Regions from separate parts of the Homo sapiens genome. Here regions 1, 3 and 4 are each linked to region 2. The links are chromatin loops, found by intact Hi-C in ENCODE. Cell type or tissue: B cell. All regions are shown on one strand.

Region 1 (2,500 bases), 630 kb after region 2:
GGCTGAGGCAAGAGAATGGCATGAACCTGGGAGGTGGAGCTCGCAGTAAGCCGAGATCACGCCACTGCACTCCAGCATGGGGGACAGAGCAAGACTCCGTCTCAAAAAAAATAAAAAATAAAAAATAAAGGGGAGATGTCAAGTGGATATTTAATAGTTGGATAAATACGACAGTGAGCAATCTGGGCCAGAGGTGTATATACATTTATTAGTTACCAGTCTATTGATTATATTTAAATTCATGAAAATGGATGAGCCTTGTAAGGAAAGTCTATAGACAGAAAAGAGAAGAGTTTCTGATGGCCAGCCCAGGGGTTAGAGAGAGGACCCATGCAGGATGCTGGGTAGCCGGCAGCCAAAGGGGCAGGAGGGAAGCCGGCACACAGGGATGTGTCAGACCAAGAGCAGAGGGCACTTCAAGAGGGAGCCATGCCCACAGGGTGGAACGCCATGGACATTTGTGTCAGAACAGCCCCAAACAGTGTCCACTGGATTTGGCCATATGTAGGGAGACCACTGCAGACCATGAGAAAAGCAGCTTCAGTGTCAGTGATGTGATGGGATCAAGCAAGGTTGGAGCCATTGGAAGCCACTCAATGGAAGAATGAGTGGAAGAAGGAGAGGCCTTAAACACAATGCATTCAATAAGTTTGGAAGAGAAATAGGACAGGAGCTGAAGGGATATTCAGGGTCACGGGACATTAAGAGTAAGCCTGTGTGCCATTTGGAGTGACCTAGGAAGAGGGAGTTATTGATGAAATGGCCTCGGGGCTGGGAAGGAAGAGGGAGAGAGACTTGATAAAGGGAGAGGGAGGAGGGACAGAGCCCCTAGAGGTAAGAAGGACACTTTTGTCAAGATGATGGGACCCAGGGAGGTTTGTAGAACCATCATGGGAAGACATGGCAGCACCTGTTTGATGAATTCTAGTCTCAATAAACTGTGAACCAAGTGTAAAAGGAGGCATGAGATGTGTAGCAGAAATGAGAAAAAGGTGAGGAGAGCCTCTGCGAGGCACTCCAATGCCTCAGGTCTTTTTGTTGCTGGTAGTTTTTTCCTCATTGTTTAGTTTTGACTCTGAAGAGAAAAGCTTGGTGGAATTGGGAAAAGGGAACTCTGTGAGTTCTTGTCCTGGAAGGAGGCTGCAACATCAAAAGCAGGGAGAAATTGCAGGAGAACCAAGAGGCTGCAGTTTTGGAGATTCATGTTGCCATGAATTAAAATTTAATTCTATTTCAGAGAAAAATTCGTTTAGCTTACTAATAGGAAACAACCATACTGATGGCCAAGGTGGGTTTTTACATGATTTGAATAATTAAGAACACTAGAGGGCAGCATTGCTGAAAGGAAAAATCAACTGTCTTCTAGATACTGTTAAGTGCATAACATGGAGATGCCTTTTAAAAGCCTCCTAGGCAGAATAACAATTCTGAGTGAGGAAAGGATGTTAGAAAGATAGTTTAGTGCACTGCATCACCTGCCTCTGGGAAAGGAGACTCAGACAAATGTGATTAAACCTGATAACCCAGTACTGAATGTGACTCTCCTGGTCTGGGCTCCTTCCCTAGTTTTCCAGAAGCCTTAATCCCAGTGGTTCTCAACTCCGACTACATATTAGAAACACCTGGAGTGGGGGCTTTACAAACTATCCAGGCCCAGGCTCCACTGAAATTCTATTATATTAGAATCTCTTGGGGGTGAGGCCCCAGCATCGATAATAATTTAAAAACTCATCCCAGATGATGATTCTAGTGTGCAGCCAGGATTTAGAACCAACGTGCTTGTCTACACCAATGGTCTCAGGGTGTAGCTCCTGGACCAGCAGCAGCAGCAGCAGCAGCAGCAGCAGCACCTGGAAACTTGTTACAAATGCAAATCCCAGGGCCTCACCCCAGACTTAGTAAATTACAAAGTCTGCATATGTGTTTTAAGCAGCCTTTCAAGTAATGCTGACACACACTGCTTTATACTATTCCCAAGTAAGCCATTTCAATGGATACAAACGTCTTCCTATATTTCCTCTTTTGCTTTTTTATCTAACCCAAGTGCTTCATGCTATAATCTTTAGTTATTTGCCTTAGTACATAAGCAAACAGATAGCTAGTATGATATCTACTCTCTCTCTCTCTTCCTCTCCCTCTTTCCCCTCCGCCCCACTCCACCACCATGAATCAGAATCGCCTGGGAAATTTGGCAAAAATGCTGAGGTCCAGGTCCTAGCCTCCTTCAGTGAGCCAGGGCCTTTGTATTAGTTTCATTAGCTCTCAATCACAAACTTTTAGAAAAACTGACTAAACTATTGAAAGACTTTGTTAAGTCCTCCCTCTGCGCTCCTTTCCAGGTTGAAATAATCATTATTCTTTAACCTAATGATGCCTCCCCAGCGCTCACCCGCCACAGGCAGCTCTCGTACATACTCCCTGTATCCCTAGCACACAGGTGGCTCCCTATAAATGCTGCAGGTCCACTTTGTTTCCCTGAGTACTCAATTTCCTTCTGTAA
Region 2 (2,500 bases):
CCTGCCTCGGCCTCCCGAGTAGCTGGGACTACAGGTGCGCACCACCACGCCCAGCTAATTTTTGTATTTTTAGTAGAGACGGGGTTTCACCATGTTGGCCAGGATGGTCTCAATATCTTGATCTCGTGATTTGCCCGCCCTGGACTCCCAAAGTGCTGGGATTACAGGCATGAGCCACCACACTCGGCCTCCTGTGACCTTTAAGATGAATATTTTAAAGACTTTTTCCCACATGTGTACCTTTCCAGAAGGTTCACACCATTTGTGCTTTCTCTAGACCTGTATAACCAGAAGCTCTTGGGAACATGAGTTCTTGAGAATATCAGCACTGGCGTCAGAGGGGATGAAATAACTTTCAAAGATCAGGATAACTACCTTGCCAATGTATAGGGCTTCTCATGGCTGCAGTTTCCAGAACAACTTTTCTTTTGGTCCAGGACGATCTTCCCCATTGCTGTGGTTTGGATATGGTTTGTTTGGCCCTGCCAAGTCTCATGTTAACATTTGATACCCAACATGTTGGTGGCAGGGCCTGGTGGAAGGTGTTTGGGCCATGGGGTGGATCCCTCATGGCTTGGTGCCATGCTCAAGGTAGTAAGTGAGTTCTCGCTCTATTAGTTCCTGTGAGAGCTACTTGTTAAAAAGAGACTGGCACCTCCTCCTGTCTTCTTGCTTTTGCTCTTGCCATGTGATCTCTGTACACACTGATTCCCCTTTGCCTTCTGCCATGAGTGGAAGATTCCTGAGGCCCTCATCAGAAGCAGATGATGGGTACCATGCTTCTTGTATAGCCTGAAGAACCGTGAACCAAATAAACCTCTTTTTCTTTATAAATTACCTAGCTTTGGGGCCGGGTGTGGTGGCTCACGCCTGTAATCACAGCACTCTGGGAGGCCAAGGCGGGCCATTCACGAAGTTAGGAGATGGAGACCATCCTGGCTAACACAGGGAAACCCCGTCTCTACTAAAAATACAAAAAAATTAGCTGGGCGTGGTGGCAGGCGCCTGTAGTCCCAGCTAGTCGAGAGGCTGAGGCAGGAGAATGGTGTGAACCCAGGAGGCGGAGCTTGCAGTGAGCTGAGATCGCGCCACTGCACTCCAGCTTGGGTGACAGAGCAAGACTCCGTCTCAAAAATAAAATAAAATAAAAATTACCCAGCTTCATGTATTCCTTTATAGTTACACAAACGGACAAAGACACCCATGCACGATCGGTTTCCATAGTCCTACAATCTGTGGTTCCTTGAACGCCTTTCAGTTTGCATAGTCAGTAATAAGAACCTACGCCACTAGAGGTCACTCTTTGGCTGTCTGTGATACAAGATCTTGCTCTAAGTTTTACTTCAGCTGACTGGCAAGCCTTATTCTGAACACAATAAAGGCTTGTCTGTTTACAAAGGAACACTAATGTCTTTAGCTACATCCATTTAAGCCTCATTTAGGCCTTTAATCCAGACTTGAACCTTTGGCAATAACTCTAAAGGTACATACCTTTGCTAGATTCTGCTGGCAGAAGAATAGATAGCAACCCTTATTTATATAAGCACTATGTGCCAGATGCCATTCTGCTTCACATATATTAACTCATTTGACCTCTTTCTAAAACCGTGTGGTGGGAGAGGAACCCATGAGTTGGTGATTTCACCCAGCTAGTAAGTGATTGAGCCAGGATTTAGTTTGTTGCAGAGTCTGTATACTTAACCACTCTACCAAGCCCGGGCTGACTGGTCTCATTACAAAGCATCCACATAATGAGGTTTGAACTCATCAAAAGTCTTTTAGAGCTCAGCAGTAGACGCTGCTTGCCACGTGTGTGCTACTGGGAAATTGTCCAGCAGAGTCATGCACATACCCACACCTGCACCCAGCCCGTTGCTTGTGGTTGCAAGCTGTCCAGGTCCAGAGATCAACTCCAGTAACCCTGTGGCTCCACCTGCCACCCCATTCAGTGTGGTGCTCAGAGAACCTGAGGGTGTCAGCTTTTCCTTGCTTTGCTATTGCTTCCTAGAAGCAGTGTCAGCTTGCTTTGGAAGCTGCTTCAAATTAAGCCCCAAGGTAGCTGATAAAGTTTGAGGTCTTTCCTCCTTGGCCGAGGTGGTGAAAGAGGCATGGGTTCTGGAGTTCAACTGGCCTGCATTAGAAGTCTAGTCCTCCTACTCAGTGGCCATGTGGCCTTGGACAGAATTGCTTAACCTCTCTGAGCCTGAGTTTCTTCATCTGTGGGTTGACAATGATAAACATTTCCCTTGTGTGATTGTTGTGAGATTCAGTAATGTATGTAAAGAGACATTAGCACAGAGTAGGAGGTACTTGATACATCTTGCTATTATCTCTTCCTTAAAGGCATAGCCCAATTCCTAGCAAGCAGAAAGGCTGACCCTGGTATCTTGTCCTAGGTGGATCTCTTGTTTTTCCTAAACATTAGTGCCCCTTATGGCCTGTGTTATTCCTTGAGCAATTAAAACACATCACTCTATGCTGGCAAGTGTCATTTATCGTG
Region 3 (2,500 bases), 1.1 Mb after region 2:
AGGCTGACTCTCTTTTCAGACTCAGCCCGCCTGCACCCAGGTGAAATAAACGGCCATGTTGCTCATACAAAGCCTGTTTGGTGGTCTCTTCACACAGACATGCATGAAATTTGGTGCCATGACTTGGATCAGGGGACCTCCCTTGGGAGATCAATCCCATGTCCTCCTGTTCTTTGCTCCATGAAAATGATCCACTTACAACCTCAGGTCCTCAGACCCACCAGCCCAAGGAACATCTCACCAATTTTAAATCTGACTCAGCCGGCCTGCACCCATGTGAAAGAAACAGCTTTATTGCTCACACAAAGCCTGTTTGGTGGTCTCTTCACACGGACGCACATGAAAACTGGAGTCCTCACGCCCACCAGCCCAGAGTGCTCTCTAGAGGAAGCCTACAGACACTTCCTGGCTCACTCCTCCAGACGTTAGCTGTCTTGCTGAAACTCCTTTTTTCACCCTTGAAAACCACTGCAAGAATGGCCAAGAACCCAGCTATCCTGAGGCTGTGACCATCTATGACAAGCCGGCATCTTTCTTTCAAGAGACACCTCTGGACCTGCAGCACCGACTCTTCATGAAGCTGGGCAGCACGCACTCTCCGTTCAGGGCCCGCTCAGAACCTGAGGACCCAGCCAGGAGCGGTCGGCCTTCATGAAGCGGGATGCTGGGAGCGGGCTGGTGATGCGTCTCCATGAGCGGCCAGCCCTGCTGGTCAGCAGCACAGGCTGGACAGGTCTGCACGACCCATGGAACACTTGAGAGGACGAAGACTTCTCCATCCTGCTGGCAGCTTTAGAAAAGTTTGAGCAACTGACTCTTGACGAACACAACCTTCCTTCTCTCGTCTGTGTGATAACAGGCAAATGGCCTCTGAGGGAGTATTACAGCCACCTCATCCACCAGAAGCATTTCCAGCACATCCAGGTCTGCACCCCCTGGCTGGAGGCCGAGGACTACCCCCTGCTTCTAGGGTCGGTGGACCTGGGTGTCTGTCTGCACACGTCCTCCAGTGGCCTGGACCTGCCCATGAAGGTGGTGGACATGTTCGGGTGCTGTTTGCCTGTGTGTGCTGTGAACTTCAAGTGTTTACATGAGCTGGTGAAACATGAAGAAAACAGCTTGGTCTTTGAGGACTCAGAGGAACTGGCAGCTCAGCTGCAGATGCTTTTCTCAAACTTTCCTGATCCTGAGGGCAAGCTAAACCAGTTCCGGAAGAACCTGCGGGAGTCGCAGCAGCTCCGATGGGATGAGAGCTGGGTGCAGACTGTGCTTCCTTTGGTTATGGACACATAAATCCTGGGCCAGAGACTAAAACCCCAGGACCCCTGCTGTCCTTCCCGCAGCTTCTTCTCGGAGTCTCAGGGCAAACCCTTTCGAGCAGCGCCTCCCAGTGGCCAGAAGCTGAAATGACAGCAGTGGTGCCGCCGGGTGAATGAATTGGTTCTGTGACCCGGGGAAAAGAAAAAAAAAAAAAAGTGGTACATACACACTGTGGAATAGTATGCAGACCTAAAAAAGAACAAGATCATGTCTTTTGCAGGAACATGAATGGAGCTGGAGGCCATTATCCTCAGCAAACTGAAACAAGAACAGAAAACCAAGTAATATATGTTCTCGCTTATAAGTGGGAATAAATGATGAGAATACATGGACATATAGAGCGGAACAACACACACTAGGGCCTGTTGGAGAGTGAAGGGTAGGAGGAGTGAGAGGATCAGGAAAAATAACTAATGGGTACTAGGCTTAATACCTGGGTGACAAAATAATCTGTGCAACAAACCCCCATGACACAAGTTTACCTATATAACAAACCTACACATGTACCCCTGAACTTAAAATTTAATAAAATAAAATAACAGATGCTGGCAAAGTTGCAGAGAAAAGGAAACACTTATATACTGTTGGTGGGAATATAAGTTAGTTTAAGTATTGCAGAAAGCAGTGTAGCAATTCCTTGAAGAGCTAAAAAGAGGACTACCATTCAACTCAGCAATCCCATTACTGGGTATATACCCACAGGAATATAAATCATTCCATAACAAAGACACGTGCATGCGTATGTTTACTGCATCACTACTCACAACAGCAAAGACATGGAATCAACCTAAATGCCCATCAATGATAGACTGGATAAAGAAAATGTGGTACATATATACCACTGACTACTACGTGGCCATAAAAAAGGACTACATCATGTCTTTTGCAGGAACATGGATGGAGTTGGAGACCATTAACCTTAGCAAATTAACACAGGAACAGAAAACCAAATACTGCATGCTCTTACTTACAAGTGGGAGCTAAATGATGAGAACTCATGGACAAAAATAAGGGAACAACAGACACTGGGGCCTCCTTGAAGGTGGAGGGTGAAAGGAGGGAGAAGAGCAGAAAAAGTAACTATTGTGTACTAGGCTTAGTACCTGGGTGATGAAACAATCTGTACAACAAGCCCCTGCAACATGAGTTTACCTATGTAACAAACCTGCACGCATGCCCC
Region 4 (2,500 bases), 160 kb after region 2:
TTGATTTTAGGAGTAGTTCATGGTCAACACAAACATTTGGTTGCTAAGCATTCTAAATATTTATGTTTTTATGAGGTTCATCCTCCTAAAATATAGGAACTGAAAATCATATATATCATAAAGTAAAAGAATCTACTTACTTTTCAAAGATTATATACATACTATTTTAGTATTATAATTATAGATATACTATGTTTATGCTATAATTTTTGAAATTTCTGAAATAAAAGTAATTTTTACTTATTTATTCATTTTGAGACAGGGTCTCACTCTGTCGCCCAGGCTGGAGTGTAGTGGCATGATCATGGTTCACTGTAGCTTCAACTTTCTAGGCTTAGGTGATCTTCCCAGTTCAGCCTCCCGAGTAGCTGGGACTACAGGAGTGTGCCAACACGCATGGATAATTTTTGTATTTTTTTGTGGAGACAAAGTTTCTCCGTGTTGCCCAGGCTGAAAATTAATTTTTAAAAGAAATAGTGTTCTTGATTTTACATCATTTTCTTATCACGTGTTTTCCAATATTTCTTTCTCACTTATATCAAGCATAAGTACTTCAGCATTTCAAAGCTACTCAACTCTCTCTTTGAAGCTAAAATTAGTAATTTTGAGATACAAGTTCAATATTGTTTCTTGTGGAGAGATAATAAAGAAACAAAGATAAGAAAAAAGTTCAAAGACTATTTCACATTAAGTTACTGCATTTGAACTATCAGGGAAAGCTTTAATATATGGATAAGTAAGTTTCTTATTGAGAGAAAGAAATCCTCCATGTATTTAAAAATATTTACAGGTTCTTCAATATATAATCTAGGCCAGTAAAGTGGGCAAGAAAAGCAGCAGTAAACTATTACCCACACCAGTAAATCACTGCCAAAAGAATCACAGAGAACACACCAGGGTCTTTATAATTCTTGTCATTTCTTCCTAATTCTTGCCATTTTGTAACACATCTACAGAGCACTGTTATAAGTTGTTTAATATTCTCCATCTTACATAAGCATTTCTTTATAGTTGTCCATCTCTGTCACCGCCTTCTGAAGTTTTAATCCAAGTGCCTCTACTAGACATTGTAAATCTGAAATGACACAATGTATTTCATCTGATTAGTACATTTTAAGTGTCCAGATATTTTCATAGAGTAAACCATATTCTTTTGTTGCTAGTCAGCTCCTGAAGAATAAGGCAGCTGCTTATTCCACTTTGCCTGTATGTCCATATGCAACTTATCATTGCCTACTCAGCCCTCCCTATCCTAACACCCCACAGACTTAATGGGTTTTGACAGGCCCAATTTGTTGGCCTCTTTCTGCCCCCACCACCATGCTGATTTTCAAACAGCTAATAGGCTAAATTTTACTAATGTTTTCAAAGGAAATGTATGTAGCTGACAAACATAAGAATTTCTGATCACGTGTCTTGTTTCTAAAACACATGATTGCCTGAGCTCACTTTTGTGGTCTGGAACTGTGAAGCATGGCTGAGTCTTCCTGCTAGAACTAAAACAGACAAATCATGTTCCAGGCTCATAGTAAAGAACGTGTTAACTCTGGGTAGCATCTAAAAGGCATTTTAGTGACTTTCAAAACCAAGAGAATACAAGCAGGAAACTGGCTTCCATAGAGTCTTTAACTGGAGAATGTAAGCAGTATTTGAGGATTATTATTCAAGCAGCCCTGTCTAACAAGTGTGTGAATGCAGAACTGAAACCATAGCAGAAAGAACAAATGGCTTGAATTATCTAAGTCCTTCCATTGTCCTGTGTGTGGAAACTGTGATCTGAACCCCAGCCCCAGTGACAGCCCTTGCTGGTACGCTTTTTGAGAATAAGTTATAATGGAAAACAAACTGATAGACTGGTTGGTGTCTCCAGAAAAAAAATGTTCAAAACACTGGAGTTGTAAAATTTCTATGTTCCATCTGTTCAGGTGTTTCAGTGACATATTTTAATAGTAAACTTTAAAATCTTTATGCATCCATATAAATACATAAAACTATATAAATCGGCATTCTTAACTTTATTTTACAAAGAGTTAGTTCCTTAAATTAGAAAATAAATTCACTCTAAACAAATGTTTTAATTAGCATTTACCAGACATTTGTATAAACCTTTGTTTATCCAGTGCTTTTACATACATTAATTTTTGTTTCTTAGTTTACATGTTTTCTTGTTCTTATTACATTAACTTTATCTATCTCTAAGAATAGTTTGCTTAGCATCTCTAAAAAAAGTTCTCATTTTTTAGGTCACCCATGGTAAGGAGAGGGAGGATTAGAGAGTACCTGCTACTGACCATATGGAAGTTTTGGATGATATAAATTCAGAGGATCAGACCAGCTGAATCAAAATTAAAATGTACATGTAAAAAGTGTGATAGATAATGGTGGGAGTATAGAGAAAGAGCCAGGTGAGTAGGGAGTCATGTTGAGGTGGGAGACAAAGGCATTCAGACTAGCATGTGGCGTTTCCTGTAGAAGGCAAGATGGTCAGAACAGAAGCTGT

The links. A loop is a pair of places that touch in the nucleus more often than their neighbours do. Peaks named below come from ENCODE experiments on the same cell type or tissue, not always from the same donor. Only the 100,000 strongest peaks of a DNase experiment are listed, where the experiment ranks them.
Region 1: it touches region 2 in a loop (21-fold over the local background); 5 of 110 quality-filtered maps call a loop at or near these places.
Region 3: a loop joins it to region 2, with 10 times the contacts of the local background. A loop is called at or near these places in 13 of 110 quality-filtered maps.
Region 4: it touches region 2 in a loop (21-fold over the local background); 7 of 110 quality-filtered maps call a loop at or near these places.

Annotation. Positions count from the first base shown.
Region 1 is chr3:156,508,725-156,511,224 of GRCh38, reverse strand. All of the region lies in intron 8 of KCNAB1 (potassium voltage-gated channel subfamily A regulatory beta subunit 1), which reads right to left. Among named protein-coding and RNA genes, the nearest start is that of SSR3, 45 kb to the left of the region's middle. In B cell, CTCF peaks have their summits at 1,133 and 1,336 (motif pointing right); a DNase peak (open chromatin) is centred at 1,324.
Region 2 is chr3:157,136,412-157,138,911 of GRCh38, reverse strand. No RefSeq gene overlaps it. Among named protein-coding and RNA genes, the nearest start is that of LINC00880, 15 kb to the right of the region's middle. In B cell, CTCF peaks have their summits at 1,085 and 1,284 (motif pointing right); a DNase peak (open chromatin) is centred at 1,291; H3K27ac peaks cover 466 bases.
Region 3 is chr3:156,042,948-156,045,447 of GRCh38, reverse strand. It overlaps the pseudogene ALG1L15P. Among named protein-coding and RNA genes, the nearest start is that of KCNAB1, 76 kb to the left of the region's middle. In B cell, a CTCF peak has its summit at 1,388 (motif pointing left); a DNase peak (open chromatin) is centred at 1,467.
Region 4 is chr3:156,977,769-156,980,268 of GRCh38, reverse strand. LEKR1 (leucine, glutamate and lysine rich 1) reads right to left here. Exons shown (of 13, transcript NM_001004316.3): 7 at 994-1,075. It also overlaps the pseudogene KLF3P2. Among named protein-coding and RNA genes, the nearest start is that of LINC02029, 100 kb to the left of the region's middle. RefSeq lists an enhancer at 1,495-1,624. In B cell, no CTCF peak of the experiment used is centred here; a DNase peak (open chromatin) is centred at 1,558; H3K4me3 peaks cover 1,522 bases; H3K27ac peaks cover 2,103 bases.